Linked DNA regions of Homo sapiens: region 1 is linked to region 2. The links are chromatin loops, found by intact Hi-C in ENCODE. Cell type or tissue: mammary epithelial cell. All regions are shown on one strand.

The links. A loop is a pair of places that touch in the nucleus more often than their neighbours do. Peaks named below come from ENCODE experiments on the same cell type or tissue, not always from the same donor. Only the 100,000 strongest peaks of a DNase experiment are listed, where the experiment ranks them.
Region 1: a loop joins it to region 2, with 10 times the contacts of the local background. A loop is called at or near these places in 3 of 110 quality-filtered maps.

The regions. Positions count from the first base shown.
Region 1 is chr12:32,653,270-32,661,269 of GRCh38, reverse strand. No RefSeq gene overlaps it. Among named protein-coding and RNA genes, the nearest start is that of DNM1L, 22 kb to the left of the region's middle. In mammary epithelial cell, a CTCF peak has its summit at 3,495; a DNase peak (open chromatin) is centred at 3,509.
Region 2 is chr12:31,649,430-31,657,429 of GRCh38, reverse strand. It overlaps LOC124902913 (a long non-coding RNA gene), which reads left to right and starts at 5,372. Exons shown (of 2, transcript XR_007063269.1): 1 at 5,372-5,694. It also overlaps a transcript of ETFBKMT not described here. RefSeq lists an enhancer at 3,983-4,192 and a silencer at 4,323-4,382. In mammary epithelial cell, a CTCF peak has its summit at 4,069 (motif pointing left); a DNase peak (open chromatin) is centred at 4,029; H3K4me3 peaks cover 343 bases; H3K27ac peaks cover 756 bases.

The DNA of each region.
Region 1 (8,000 bases), 1.0 Mb before region 2:
AGGTCAGGAGTTTGAGACCAGCCTGGCCAGCGTGGCAAAACCCGGTCTCTACTAAAAATACAAAAATTAGCCGGGCACGGTGGCGGGTGCCTATATTCCCAGCTACTCAGGAGGCTGAGGCTGGAGAATTGCTTGAACCTGGGAGACGGATGTTGCAGTGAGCCGAGATCGCGCCACTGCACTCCAGCCTGGGTGACAGAGTGAGACTCCGTCTCAAAAAAAAAAAAAAGAATGAACTTGACTCACCCCCGCCCCCGCCAAAAAAGATGTTAAATTACACTAGAGAAATAGAGATGGCTCTGGAAAAGTTTAGCAATCATGGTGCAAGGCCACTTAAGGACAGGGATTTTCAAACAGCAGATCACGCACCATGTTCCCAGTCCACTGGTATTGAGGCTATTTTTATCTCTCCGTGAGTTCCCAGATTTCATACTAGAGATAAGGCATCACTTTGCTCCAGGGACCTTATTACTAAAGATTCACCCACTACATACTAAGAATCTAAGGCAGTTACTCAGGGCCCAGGAAACTTTCTGGTCAGATGCCATCATCGTTCCACTTGGACCTGAGGGAAGCAGAGCACTGGACAGGGGGACAGGAGAAAAGAAGACAGGGTTGCAGAGAAAGTCACAGCTGACAATCTTGGCTGTCCTCCATCCCTGTCTGAGGAGTGGCGGGAGTGGGGGAATGGGTAGCCAGAGAAGTGGAGGCTCTGGAGCGGGGCTTCCCAACCTCGGCACCATTGACATTTTGGGCCAGATCATTGTTTGGGGGGCTGTACTGTGCCTCCTGGGATGTTTAGCAGCTTCCCTGGCCTCTACCCACAAGATGCTAGTAACACTACCTCCCCATCACCACTCCGTTTGTGACAAACAAAAATGTCTCCAGACTTTGCCACATGTCCCCAGGTGGGGAAGAAAGGGGAGGTAGGAAACCAGGTTGGGAACCACACTGCTCTGTCGTGTGAGAAGGCAAAGAACGGGAATACGACCTGGCCAGCTCCCAATTTCCTTTCTCCTTTATAAACATTTGGCTGTTTTAGAAAGCCTTTTTATGGATCTCTTAATTCCTTTCTCTTTTCCAGCCAGATAGCTATCTTTGCTTTCAGTCTAGACAGCCCACAACAGGCTGAGGCTTACCTGAGAGCCTCTCAGTGAAGCCTGTGGAGCTGGGTGGACAGCAGGAGGGTGTGCTGTCACAGGGAGCAGGCAGAGCACTGAAGTCTTGGCTGCACAGGGCTGTGGTACTGCGCCTGAGTGCAACCCTTAAGACTAATGGCCTTTCCTCAACTTTATCACAATGGTTCATAAAAATGGGGACCAGGGGCCGGGTGTGGTGGCTCACACCTGTAATCCCAGCACTTTGGGAGGCCAAGGTGGGTGGATCACCTGAGGTCAGTAGTTCGAGACCAGCCCAGCTAACATGGCGAAACCCTGTCTCTACTAAAAATACAAAAATTAGCAGGGCATGGTGGCACAGCCCTGTAGTTGCAGCTACTCGGGAGGCTGAGGCAGGAGAATTGCTTGAATCCGGGAGGCAGAGGTTGCAGTGAGCCGAGATCATGCCACTCAGCCTTGGTGACACAGCAAGACTCATCTCAATAATAAATAAATAAATAAATAAATAAATAAATAAATAAATAATTTTTAAAAATGGGGATGAGGGACAGGCAAAAAAATGGAATGAGTGAGAATCACTTGGGAGAAAATTATACACCCAAGCCCACCTGCCAGCATGCAGCCTCAGGCATATCAAATCCACAGGGCAGCAGGATGTGGGACAGATGTGTGTATTTCCGAAACACAGCTCACATGATTCTCAGATGTTGCTTCCTCCCACCCTCTCCTTCGAGTTGAATCACCTGCCAAAGGGGTTTTCTATGACATCTGCCCTTTATCACAGATGGAACTCTCAGTAACAAGTCAAAGATGTTTCTTGATGCATTATTTACAATGCTTACACTGAAAAACTGTGATGGAATATGAATGAAATTATTTCTATAAAGTTCCTAGAATAGTGGCTAGCAGATACTAAACCCTCAGGTTTTGGCTGTTACTGTGAAAACTGTTTTGGAAGGAGGGGAAGTGCTTAGGGTACAATTTAAATAAAACTAATAGGACCTCAGACTACAAACAGTGGATCTCTATTTTATTTTATTATTATTATTTTTTGAGACGGAGTCTCTCTTTGTTGCCCAGGCAGGGCAGTGGCACAATCTCCGTTCACTGCAGCCTCTGCCTCCCGGGTTCAAGTGATTCTTGTGCCTCAGCCTCTGGAGTAGCTGGGATTACAGGTGCCCACCACCATGCCTGGCTAATTTTTATATTTTTAGTAGAGACAGGGTTTCACCTTGTTGGCCAGGCTGGTCTTGAACTCCTGACCTCAGGTGATGCACCCGCCTTGGCGTCCCAAACTGCTGGGATTACAGGCGTGAGCTATGGCGCCCGGCCCGGATCTCTATTTTATTTTATTTTTTTGAGACGGAGTCTTGCTTTGTCGTCCAGTCGGGAGTACAATGGCGCGATCTCGGCTCACTGCCACCTCCGCCCCTTCAGGTTTAAGCAGTTCTCTGCCTCAGCCTCCCGAGTAGCTGGGATTACAGGCGCCCGCCACCATGCCCGGCTAATTTTTTGTATTTTTAGTAGAGACGGGGTTTCACCATCTTGGCCAGGCTGGTCTTGAACTCCTGACCTCCTGACCTGCCTTAGGCCTCCCAAAGTGCTGAGATTACAGGCGTGAGCCACCGCGCCCGGCCAGATCTCTATTTTATAAAGAGACACCTAGCCGGGCGCGGTGGCTCACGCCTGTAATCCCAGCACTTTGGGAGGCCGAGGCGGGCAGATCACGAGATCAGATCGAGACCGTCCTGGCTAAAACGGTGAAACCCCGTCTCTACTAAAAATACAAAAATTAGCGAGGCGTGGTGGAGGGCGCCTGTAGTCCCAGCTACTAGGGAGGCTGAGGCAGGAGAATCGCTTGAACCCGGGAGGCGGAGCTTACAGTGGGCCGAGATCGCGCCACTGCACTCCAGCCTGGGCTACAGAGCGAGACTCTGTCTCAAAAAAAAAAAAAAAAAAAAAAAAGAGAGAGAGAGAGACACCTATATAACACCTATATATGGGGGATCCCAGGTCAAGATTGAGCTGTGACAGTAGTCTATCCCTTGGATTCGGTCGTGAGTTCTATTGTGGATAAGGTTGGAGAAATTTGCTTTGATTTTTTTTTTTTTTTTTTTTTTTTTTTAAGAAAAGGAGAATAACAGAATCAAGGAGCAAGGGCAACTTGACCATGGGGCGGCCGCATTGTAGACTGTTCTTCCCAGCAGAGCAGGATAAGGGGGGCTGGCCGGGGAGCTGCCGGTGTTGCCATCCTGTAAGGGATGCTAAAGTATCAATGAGCACTTAGGCATCTCTGAAACCATAGTGATATGGAGAAAGTTGTGTTTGCCGGAACTCCTGCAGAGCACAGAATGTGGTTAGTCACTTATCATAGTTTGAAACCCTTAGAGGGCACTCTTGAGCAACAATAAATGATCCCTAAACAGCTTTCCAGTGAAACCTGTTCCAGCTGATTCCACGTCCTTTTACTTGATGAGTAGTAAATATACACAACTCTCTCCCCAAAACTGAAGAGCGCAGATACAATGGAAAGATTGCCAGCTCTCCCCCAGAAGTCTGACTATTTTGTTCATCCCTCCGTGCTCTAAATACATGTTGAGGCCAGGTGCAGTGGCTCATGCCTGTAATCCCAGCACTTTGGGAGGCCAAGGTAGGAGGATCACTTGAGCCCAGAAGGTTGAGGCTGCAGTGAGCCGTTTGTGCCACTGGGTGACAGAGACCCTGTCTCAAAAACAAATAAAAAAACCCAATAAAATAAATTCATGTTGAGCAACTATTTCAAGAATATTGATTTTAAAGGGTGCCTAGATATTACTTTACCTGGGAGCCTACATGTCCCATCTGTTCCTGATCTCAGGCTGGCCCCATGGCCCACATCACAGCCCCATAAACAGTGAGTTGTTGGCAGAAGCTGAAGGAATTATGTGTTGTGTTTGGTTGTTATGTTGTCCAAGGAATCTGTTGAGCCCAAAGACCTAAGCAACACACACAGTATAACTGGGGCTCAGGTAACAAATAGTAATGCGAAGTGTGGGAGCTGGGGATCTCTCTTCTGTGTGGAGCCCAGCTCCACTGCCAGATAATACACCAAAGCTGAGAGGAAGGGTGGACCTGGCCCTTGGTTACCACTACTGGCAAACTATCCTAGGTGGCCAACTGCTACTAGTGGGCTGGTGCTATCATTTTGTTAGATGGATAAAGTGGATATTGGTGGTTCCTTAATAACAATGTATTTCTTCTTAAACTTTAAATTTTTAGATGGAAAAAATGGAAAAGACAGAGAAGAAAAATTAAGAAAAAAAACAGCTAGGCTTTTATTTTATTTTATTTTGAGACAGAGTCTTGCTCTGTTGCCCAGGCTGGAGTGCAGTGGAGTGATCTCAGCTCACTGAAGCCTTGGCCTCCCGGGTTCAAGCGATTCTCCTGCCTCAGCCTCCCGAGTAGCTGGGATTACAGGTGCCCGCCACCATGCCTGGCTAATTTTTGTATTTTCAGTAGAGATGGGTTTCACCATGTTGGCCAGGCTGGTCTTGAACTCCTGACCTTGTGATCCTCCCGCCTCGGCCTCCCAAAGTGCTAGGATTACAGGCATGAGCCACCATGCCCGGCTTTTTTTTTTTTTTTTTTTTAATTTAATAGACATTAATCTTTACTTTGGCTGTTTGAAGCAAGAGTTTGAGAAACTGCTCCTCTCTGGACTTGGGGCTCTAATCTCATACATGGGTTTTGTTTTGTTTTGTTTTTTCTTTTCTTTTTTTCTTTTTTTTGAGACAGAGTCTCATTCTGTCACCCAGGATGGAGTGCAGTGGTGTGATCTCCTCTCACTGAAACCTCCGCCTCCAGGGTTCAAGTGATTCCCGTACCTCAGCATCCTGAGTAGCTAGGACTACCTGCCACCATGCCTGGCTAATTTTGTATCTTTTGTAGAGACAGGATCTCACTATGTTGCCCAGACTGGTCTCAAACTCCTGGGTTCAAGTGATCTGCCCACCTTGGCCTCCCAATGTGCTGGAATTACAAGCGTGAGCCACCACTGATCTTTTTAATGTGTCAAAGTTTTACCTTTTTCAGAATGTCATATACATAGTTGGAATCATATGATATGTAGTTTTGTTTTTGTTTTTAGAGATGGGGTATCACTATGTTGCTCAGACTGGTCTCAAACTCTTAGGCTCAAGTGACATGTCAGAAGAACCAGGAGGCAGCTCGAAGGGTCTCCCACTGGCAAAATCTGGGACAGTTAAACATAAAAATTAACATAAAATTTAAAATAATGGCAACGGATTATACAATCCATTGAATAAAATAGGAACACAGGAATCCAAACATATGAATGAATGAATGAATGAATGAATGAATAAATAAATAAATGATAAGAAAAAATGCTTATAGTAGGATGCCAACAAATAAGTGTAGAAGAAATGATGAAATGAAAACATCAGCAATTGACAAAACAAAGGAATCATTCAGAATCATCAATGGACATTGATGGGTAAAAAATTCTTGACTAGGATATCTACATAATCTCAAAATATGTCTCCATATATATATATTTTTTTCTTTTTGAGATGGAGTCTTGCTGTGTCCCCAGGCTGGAGTGCAATGGCACGATCTTGGCTCAATGCAACCTCCACCTCCTGAGTTCAGGCGATTCTCATGCCTCAGCCTCCCAAGTAGCTGGGACTACAGGCACGTGTCACCACACCCAGCTAATTTTTGTGTTTGTAGTAGAGATGGGGTTTCACCATGTTGGCCAGGTTGGTCTCGAACTCCTGGCCTCAAGTGATCTGCCTGCCTCTGCCTCCGAAAGTGCTTGGATTACAGGCATAAGAGCCACTGCACCCAGCCAATATGTAGCCTTTTTAGTTGACTTCTTTCATTTGGTGAATGCCCTTAAGGTCCCTCTATGTCTTTTCATAGCCTGATAGCTAATTTCTTTTTAGTGCTGCATAATACTCCATTGTCACATTTGTCGATCTGTTCACCTACTGAAGGACGTCTTGGTTGTTTCCAAGTGTTGGCAATTGTGAATAAAGCTGCTCTGTAGCAGGTTTGTGTGTGGACATAAGTTTTCAACTCATTTAGGTAAATACCAAGGAGTGTGCTGCTGGTTCGTATAAGTTTAGTTTTGCAAGAAAAACTGTCAAACTATAAAGTGGCTGTACCCTTTTGCCTTCCCACCTACCATGAGCGAGAGTTCCAGTTGCTCCACATCCTTGTCAGCATTTGTGGTCAGTGTCTCGATGTTGACCATTCTAACAGGTGTGTAGTAATATCTCATTTTAATTTACATTTCTTCCAAAACTTCAATTTATTTGAAATATATTCAGACTTACAGAAAAGTCATAAGTATTTTAAAAGAACTCTAGTTTACCCTTCACCTAGATTCTTTTAACATTTTTATCACATTGCTTCTGCTCTATCATTCTTTCTCCCTCTCTCTCATCTCTGAACCATTTGAGTATAAGTTACAGACACGATGTGTCTTTTTCCTCAAATACTTCAGTGTATATTTTCAAGGACATGGATATTTTCTTACATAACCACAGTGCAATGGTCAAAACAGAAAAATTAGCAGCTACAGTATGATGATCTAATCTACAGATGTTATTCATTTAACGGTTATCTCAATAATATCCTTTATAGCCAAAAAAAAGAAAGAATAAATTGTGGCCTAAGTCCAGCGCACATTGCATTTACTTATCATGTGTTTCTATCCTTTAACCTGGAACAGTTCTTTAGTCTGTCTTTGTCTTTCATGAGCTTAACTTTTTTTTTTTTTTTGAGACGGAGTCTCACTCTGTCACCCAGGCTGGAGTGCAATGGCATGATCTTGGCTCACTGCAACCTCCGCTTCCCAAGTGATTTTCATGCCTCAGCTCCCGAGTAGTTGGGACTACAGGTGCCCGCCACCAAGCCCAGCTAATTTTTGTATTTTTAGAGGAGATGGGCTTTCACCATATTGGCCAGGCTGGTCTCGAACTCCTGACCTTGTGATCCACCCGTCTTGGCCTCTCAAAGTGCTGGGATTACAGGCGTGAGCCACTGCGCCCAGCTGAATTTAACATTTTTGAAGAATACAGGCCAGGTAATTTTTTTTTTTTTTTTTTTTGAGACAGAGTCTCGCTCTGTCGCCCAGGCTGGAGTGCAGTGGTGCAATCTTGGCTCATTGCCAGCTCTGCCTCCCAGGTTCATGTCATTCTGCCTCAGCTTCCCGAGTAGCTGGGACTACAGGCGCCCGCCACCAAGCCCGGCTAATTTTTTGTATTTTTAGTAGAAACAGGGTTTCACCGTGTTAGCCAGGATAATCTTGATCTCCTGACCTCCTGATCCGCCTGCCTCGGCCTTCCGAAGTACTGGGATTACAGGTGTAAGCCACCGTGCCCTGCCAAATATAGGCCAGGTATTCTATAGAATGTTCCTGAGTTTGGGTTTGTCTGTTATTTCCTCATGATTAGATTACACTTTTAAAAATGTATTTAGTTTGTCATGTAACCCCAAATACTCAGATAGATTTCACTTTTAGCAGGAAAACAACAGATGTGATGTGTCCTCTCAGTGCTTCATATCAAGAGATACATGAGACCAGTTTGTCCTCACTGGTAATGTTAACTTGGTTAAGATGCTGTCCACCAAGTTTTTCTACTGCAAAGTTACTATTTTTATTTTTGTAATTAATAAGAATTTTATGGGCCAGGCGCGGTGGCTCAGCATGTAATCCCAGCACTTTGGGAGGCTGAGGTGGGCGGATCACTTGAGGCCAGGAGTTCCAGAACAATCTGGCCAAGATGGTGAAACCATGTCCCTACTAAAAACACAAAAATTAGCTGGACGTGGTGGCTCACGCCTGTAGTCCCAACTACTTGGGAGGCTGAGGCACAA
Region 2 (8,000 bases):
TAGTCCCAGACAAAGCATGAAAAACAGGGATATATGGATTTTCTTTTCTGTTGTTTGGTGTTGATGCATTGTAATGTCTTAATAGAAAGGACCGTCTAGATTTTAACAAAATTGACCCACATACATCCAAGCAGACTTGTGAACTGATAACAATTTGAGCTGTTGTCTATCCTTGTGATTTTTTTACTTTAAATACCTGCCCTACATTTTTGTTTACAAAGCCAGTTCTCTAATAATCGGTCCCTCTTGCAGGTGCAAGTAAAAAATTCTATTCCCTACACAACTTTGTCTTTAAGGGTTTTTTGGTTTTTCAACAAGTTATTCAATTACACTTATTAACTGTATGATCTTGGACACATTGCTAAACCTTCTTAATAATCAGTTTCTTCATCTGTAAAATAGTGATGATAGTAATAATGTTTTAGGAAGATTTAATAAGATAAAAGCACATCTTGTTTAGCCCAGTTCCTGGCATGTAGTAAATGCTTGCTAAGTATGCTATTACAGTGATGATCATTATTAGAAACACAGAGATAGTGTTGATGAGCAGCAGATCAGGTTTTCAGTTAAAGGTGAGAGGATCAAACTTGAATTTTAGAAAAATGTTTTATGCTGCAGGTAGCAAAGAGTTAAAGGCGGGGCAAGACTGAAGACAAGGAAACCGCCATTGGAGGATATTATGGTAATCCAAGCAAACAATAATGGAGACAGAACTAAGGTAACTGCGATAGGGATGGAAAGAATTGGAACATTTGAAAATGATTAAGGATGAGCTATTAGCAGGACTTGGAGACTAATTAAATACACTCGTTTAACCGTAATGCTAGCCAATCTAAGGGCAAGATGGTTTCTCTTGCTCCACTCGATTGGCCTGTGCTGTTCATCAGCAGGCTATCTGTGTTCTCCCTTGCTTAAAACCTGCTCTAGCTCCCCAGACCTTCAATGGTACAGCCGGATTCCTGACCACAGCTTTCCTGGCCCATGCTGATCAGTCCCGACTTAACCTATCCTGCCTCTTTTCAAAACACTCCTCTTCTCCCCTCTCTGCTGCAATTTGTTTTCCTCCCACAGCGCCTTGTTCTCTCATCCCTAGGCCTTGTTGAAGACAGAAAGCTGCCACTGCTAACCGCTCCTCACTGTCCAAACCACCTACTCGTCCTTCAGAACTCAGTTCAACGTTAAGGTCCTCTGAAAAGCCTTCCCCAACATGCCAGCCTACACGCTAATCTTCCTATTTTCTTAGCTTCCTATGGGCATGTACAACAAGCATATCAAGCAGAACCGTCACTGCCTAGACTTGAAAGCAGACCATGTCATACCTCTTTTAGCCTCTGGCACAGACACTCAATAAACTCTGTTAAATGAAAGAAAAGGCAAATAAATACATGAGTAAAATAACAAACATTACATATCAGTATCTCATTTAAAAAATTTACTTTTAACAGCTTTATTGAGGTATATTTGACTTCACATTGGCAACTTTGCATGTTTACAGAGTACAGTCTAATGTCCTGACATATGTATTGTCAACCCAAATGAGAGACTGAGGCAAGAATCTCAATCAATCCAGGTTTATTGAGCCAGAGCTTAAAGGTGTGCCCAGGAAAACCCTGAGTCACAGAAACATGAGTCTGTGGCCCGTGCTCCTTGGGAAAGGCTTCAGGAGACTCGGTATTTACACATTGCTTTAAGAGAAAAGACATGCAGGAAAAGGGAGATAGGCGTGAAGCAAATGATGACATTCTTGTGAGATTTTAATTAGTGCCCAGTACATCTATGCTATACATGAGATAAGGCAAACATTCGAAAATAGGGAGTAAAGGAAGAATTCATTATTCAGACTTCTCAGGATAGGTAGAAGAATAATGGATGTCATCTTTGTTTTTGCACTTGGGAAGATAAGGCTTATAATTGACACAGTCGGTGTGAAATTTACCAGACTTTAGGTTCCTGGACAAGGAGTTAGACTTAAGTCACAGACTTAAAGTGACAGTTGACATGTCCTTGTTTATGGGAGGATTTATTATACACCTTGAAAGGTTTAGGAGCCAGGAAAGAATTTTCTTAGGCGCGATTTGTGAGGGCAGTTATCTGGAAATGCCTGAGACCTTTTCCTTTTGTAGGGATCTGGCTAATGTATAGCGCTTTGACACAAGGTTGTGAAGTAAGCAGGCTTAATTTTCCCTTTGGCATAATGAGTTTGGGGGTTTTGAGAGTTTTTATGTTCCTTTACAGTATATACTCATGAAACCATCACCAAAATCAAGATAGTGAATATATTCAGTGCTCCTGTGTAATTCCTCCCTCCAGTTCTTCCCCTACTTTTTTTTTTTTATCTTTTTGTTCTGTTTTTTTGTTTGTTTGTTTGTTTCATGAGACAGAGTCTCACTCTGTCGCCCAGGCTGGAGTGCAGTGGCGCGATCTTGGCTCACTGCAACCTTCTCCTCCCGGGTTCAAGCAATTCTCATGCCTCAGCCTCCCGAGTACCTGGGATTACAGGCGTGAACCACCACACCTGGCTAATTTTTATATTTTTAGTAGAGACAGCGTTTCACCATGTTAGCCAGGCTGGTCTCTAATTCCTGACCTCAAGTGATCTGCCCACCTCAGCCTCCCGAAGTGCTGGGTTTACAGGCATGAGCCACGGCACCCGTCCAGTCCTTCTCCCTTCTACCACAACCATTCTTGGCTTTCTGTCGCTACAGATTACTTTGCTTTTTCTAGATTTTCATATGCATGCAATTGTATAGAGTTTATACGGTTTTTGTCTTATTTCTTTCATTAGTAATTATTTTTATTCATCCATGTTTCCTGCATCAATAATTCATTCCTTTATATTGCTAAGTAGTGTTTCATTGTACATATAGATAAGCTCCCATGTTTATCCATTTACATGTTGATGAACATTTGAGTTCTTTCTTTCTTTTACTATTACAAATAAAGCTGTTTTGAACATTTGTGTACAAGTCTTTGTACAGACTTAGGCTTTCTTTCCTTTGCATAAATACCTAGGAGTGCAATGGCTAGATCATATGGTAGGTGTATGATTAACTGCAAACTTTTTCTAAAATGGTTGTGCCTGCTGGGCACCATGGCTCATGCCTGTAATCCCAGCACTTTGGGAGGCCAAGGTGGGAGGATCACCTGAGGTCAGGAGTTCAAGAACAGCCTGGCCAACATGGTGAAACCGTGTCTCTACTAAAAATACAAAAATTAGTCGGACATGGTGGCGTGTGCCTGTAATCCCAGTTACTCAGGAGGCTGAGACAGAAGAATCACTTGAACCCGGGAGGTGGAGGTTGCAGTGAGCTGAGATCGTGCAACCACACTCCAGCCTGGACGACAGGGTGAGGCTCTGTCTCAGAAATAAAATAAAACAAAATAGTTGTGTCATTTTACATTTCCACCATCATTGTATGAGATCTCCAATTGCTCCACATCCTAGCCAACACTTGCTATTATTTGTCTTCTTTATTTTTTTTGAGACAGAGTTTCACTCTGTCACCCAGGATGGAGTGCAGTAGCGCTATCTCAGCTCACTGCAACCTCTGCCTCCCAGGTTCAAGTGATTCTCCCACCTCAGCCTCCCCAATAGCTGGGATTACAGGCACCCGCCACCACACCCAGCTAATTTTTTGTATTTTCAGTAGAGACAGGTTTCGCCATGTTGGCCAGGCTGGTCTCAAACTTCTGGCCTCAAGTGATCCACCCACTTCGGCCTCCCAAAGTGCTGGGATTACAGGCCTGAGCCACCGCACCCGGCCTCTCCCTAGACTTTTGAAGGAAGTTTGTAGTTTTGGGTTTTCTGGAGCTTCAGCTTCCTTCTAGCTTCTCTCTACCAAACTGCCCTTGCAACAAATCTATGGGCACCGTGTCTGTGTAAATTTGTGTGTTTCCTTTTTTCAATTCCCTATCTGCAGTTTGTACTTGTTGCTCCCTCAGTTAGTAACCGGGCAAACTTTTAAGCATAGGTCACTGAGTCACACCTAAACATCCGACAACTGACACTAGAATCCTCACTCCCTGCAAAACCCAGAAATCTTCAGCTAACTAAGACTGTGGTGCCATCTACTGATAATTTAGCTTAACATCGGCCAAGTGTGCTTCAGCTAAAACAGTAAAAGCAAAAACAAAACTGAAACTTAAACAGTTATGTATAAAGAGCAAAGATTCTCACCCACAATGTTACTACACACTGGTACCTTTTTTTTTTTTTTTTTTGAGACGGAGTCTCGCTGCATAGCCCAGGCTGGAGTGCAGTGGCACGATCTCAGCTCACTGCAACCTCTGCCTCCTGGGTTCAAGCGATTCTCCTGCCTCAGGCTCCTGAGTAGCTGGGACTACAGGCGCATGCCGCCAAGGCCGGCTGATTTTTTGTATTTTAGTACAGACGAGATTTCACCGTGTTGCCCAGGCTGGTTCCGAACTCCTGAGCTCAGGCAATCCGCCGGCCTCGGCCTCCCAAAGTGCTGGGATTACAGGCATGAGCCACCGCGACCGGCCTGGCACATTTCTTTAGTTGTAAGATATGATGGAAATACTTATCATTGGTCATAAATAGTTCAGGCTTAAAGCTTAAGAAAGATTTGGTATAATCTATAACACATTCTCTCTCAATCTTTCTCTCACACACACGTGCACACTCCACAACTAACCCACTAGCAAATCCAAAACACTGTCTATGCAGAATCTGACCACTTTTCACCACCTGCATTGCTTTCCTCTAATATAAATCACCATCATCTCTAGCCTGGATTATTGCTGATGGGAGGATAAATTCTCCTCTACTCCCTTGGGATCGTCTAAAGCTAAGTCTAAGAATTAAATGGACATAAACCAGATTAACAGAAAAGCATACAAGTGTTACTAATTTTTACTTGCACATGAAGACTCTCACAAGATGAAAGGGGCGACGACCTGAAGAAAATGGCCAGAACAGAAAGCTTTTATACCTTTTGGACAAAGAAATGATAAATTTATGAAGAAATGATAAGACAAAGGGATTTGGACTAGGGGCAGTAAATTGCGGGGGAATCACTAGGAGATATATGGTGATGAAGGGACCATACCACTGTCTGCGGTATAAACCCGGGGTTTGTCGTCAGGCGCCAGGAAAATTTAGGACACTGACACACACAAGGAGTGTAGGAGCAGAGGTTTAATAGGCAGAAGAGAAGGGAAAGAGAAACAGCTTTCTCTATAGAGAAATGGATCTGCGAGTGGAAAGGACCAGCCGGCAGTGGATGCGCCGAAGTTTATAGTCAGGTCTGAGGAGACGGTGTCTGATTTACATAGGGCTCATAGATTGGTTTGATCAGGTATGACGTTTACACTGTGCGCAGGGGAAGCCTGGTTACCCCACCCTAATCTTATTATGGAAATAGACTTTCTAGTTGATCAACACCATCTTGTCTGCTCCTTACAGTACACGTGGCTGACAAAGGGAAGGGAAGATGGAGCCTCCAATTTGAACATGTGTACTCCGAAGTTCCTCCCTGCGTTCACTCGTGCAAGCTCCCAGCTTGCTTGTCTGTGTCTGCAGCTCGGCTTTACAGAATGCTCTTTGTTAGAAAATGATTTGGGGCTGCTTTTCATGAAAAAGAAAAGCCTTACTGAGGATTCCCATACTCCTACTATCTGCCTAAGTGATTTCTTCTAAACTCCTGTATCAGTGAAGTGCAAAGCTAGTGAAAGGTAAGTGTTCGTTTAGTAAGTTTATCTGTATAGGTCCATTGTAGCATCAATTCCCAGTCTCTGGAGATAAGGGTTATTTTCTCTTTCTACTAAAGGAAGGCATCGGCCGGGCGCGGTGGCCCATGTCTGTAATCTCAGCACTTTGGGAGGCGGAGGCGGCTAGATCACACCTGAGGTCAGGAGTTCCAGACCAGCCTGGCCAACGTGGTAAAACCCCGTCTCTACTAAAAATACAAAAATTAGCCATGCGTGGTGGCACGCACCTGTAATCCCTGCTATTCGGGAGGCTGAGGCTAGAGAATTGCTTGAACCCGGGTTGCCTCACTGCAACCCGGGAGGTGGAGGTTGCAGTGAGCCGAGATTGCGCCACTGCACTCCAGCCTGGACGACAGAGCAAGACTCCGTCTCAAAAAAGAAAAAAAAAAAAAGGGAAGGCATCTTTCTCAAAGGAATTTTTATGGCTTCCTAAAGGTAGGAATGGACACGTCAGTGGGGAGGGCAAAGCAACTCCATCCTGGATGCTAATCCATGCTGGTTTCTGATTAACGCCAGTTCCAGGAAGTCTTGTAAGACTTCCAGTTTATCTATTGTTCCTTGTGTAAGAGCACGTACTGACTGTAAATCCTGCCCTTAGGTCAAGTGGCCTTGATGTTATCATACTTAAGTTGTTCTCCACGTCCCTTCTGAATCACTCCTCTCCTGGGGTATATAAGCCCTGGGTTTGAGGGGTAATGGTGCGGGGATCCACCATCTTGTCTCACTGCTTCCTGAGATACAGACATGGCTTCTGTTCTAAGTCCCTAGTAAACGTTTCTTCCTAAGAAACTGGATGTGTCAGCCTCTTTCTTCCACCTCTCAGCTTCCTTGGCCGCAGGTTTGCATAGACCCTGTCCACTGTGAAACAGTGAGCTAGCTCTTCCTGCAATGACAGTCTCTCAAGTACCTTCAGCTTGAAATAATCAGTATGCCAAACTGGCATATTTGGGGGTGGCACGTCCTTAACTCTTTCATTGCAAAGGTCTTTGAACTAACCTCCTTATCCCTCCTTGCTTCCTTTGGTCTCTTCTCAACAGAAAAGCCAGAGTGATTCTTTAAAAAAAAAAAAAAAGGTCAGGTCATTTCAATCTTCCACTCAAAACCCTCTTAGTGTTACTGGAAAGGGATCACGATTCAGATCCCAAGAGAGGGTTCTTGGATCTCACGCAAGAAAGAAATCAGGGCAAGTCCATAAAGTGAAAGCAAGTTTAAGAAAGTAAAGAAATAAAAGAATGGCTACTCCAAAGACAGAGCAGCCCCAAGGGTTGCTTGTTGCCCATTTTTTATGGTTATTTCTTGATGATATATGCTAAACAACGGGTGGATTATTTATGCCTCCCCTTTGAGACTATATAGGGTAACTTCCTGATGTTGCCACAGCATTTGTAAACTGTCATGGCACTGGTGGGAGTGTAGCAGTGAGGACGACTGGAGATCACTCTCGTTGCCATCTTGGTTTTGGTGGGTTTTGGTTGGCTTCCTTACTGCAACCTGTTTGATCAGCAAAGTCTTTACAGCGACCTCCTATCTCATTCTGTGACTAAGAATACCTTAACTTACTGGAAATGTAGCCCAGCAGGTTTCAGCCTCAGGTTAACCAGCCCCTATTCGAGATGGAGTTGCTCTGGTACAAAGGCCTCTGACAGCAGGGCTGAGTGCAGTGGCTCATGCCTGTAATCCCAGCACTTTGGGAGGCAGGTGGATCACTTGAGGCCAGGAGTTCGAGACCAACCTGGCCAATATGGCAAAACCCCACCTCTACTAAAAATACATAAATTAGCTGGGTGTGGTGGTACGTGCCTGTAATCCCAGCTACTCAGGGGGCTGAGGCAGGAGAATTGCTTGAACTTGGGAGGTGGAGGTTGCAGTAAGCTGAGATCATGCCATTGTACTTCGCTACGGAGAGAGATTCTGTCTCAAAAAAAAAAAAGAAAAGGAAAAGAACACACACATTTATCCATTAAGTTCACCATCTTTCATGGGTGCTCCAAAACAATTACAATAGAAACATCAAAGATCTATGATCACAGATCACCAGAACAGATAATCATATTAGGTTGGTGCAAAAGTAATTGTTGTTTTGGCCATTACTTTTAATATTAATGAAAAAAATTTAAATACTGTGAGGATTACCAAAATGTGACACAGAAACACGAAGTAAGCACACTCTGTTTGAAAAAAAAATGGCACCAATAGACTAGCCCGACACAGGGGTACCACAAACGTTCAATTTGTAAAATTCACAATATCTGTGAGGCACAATAAAGCCA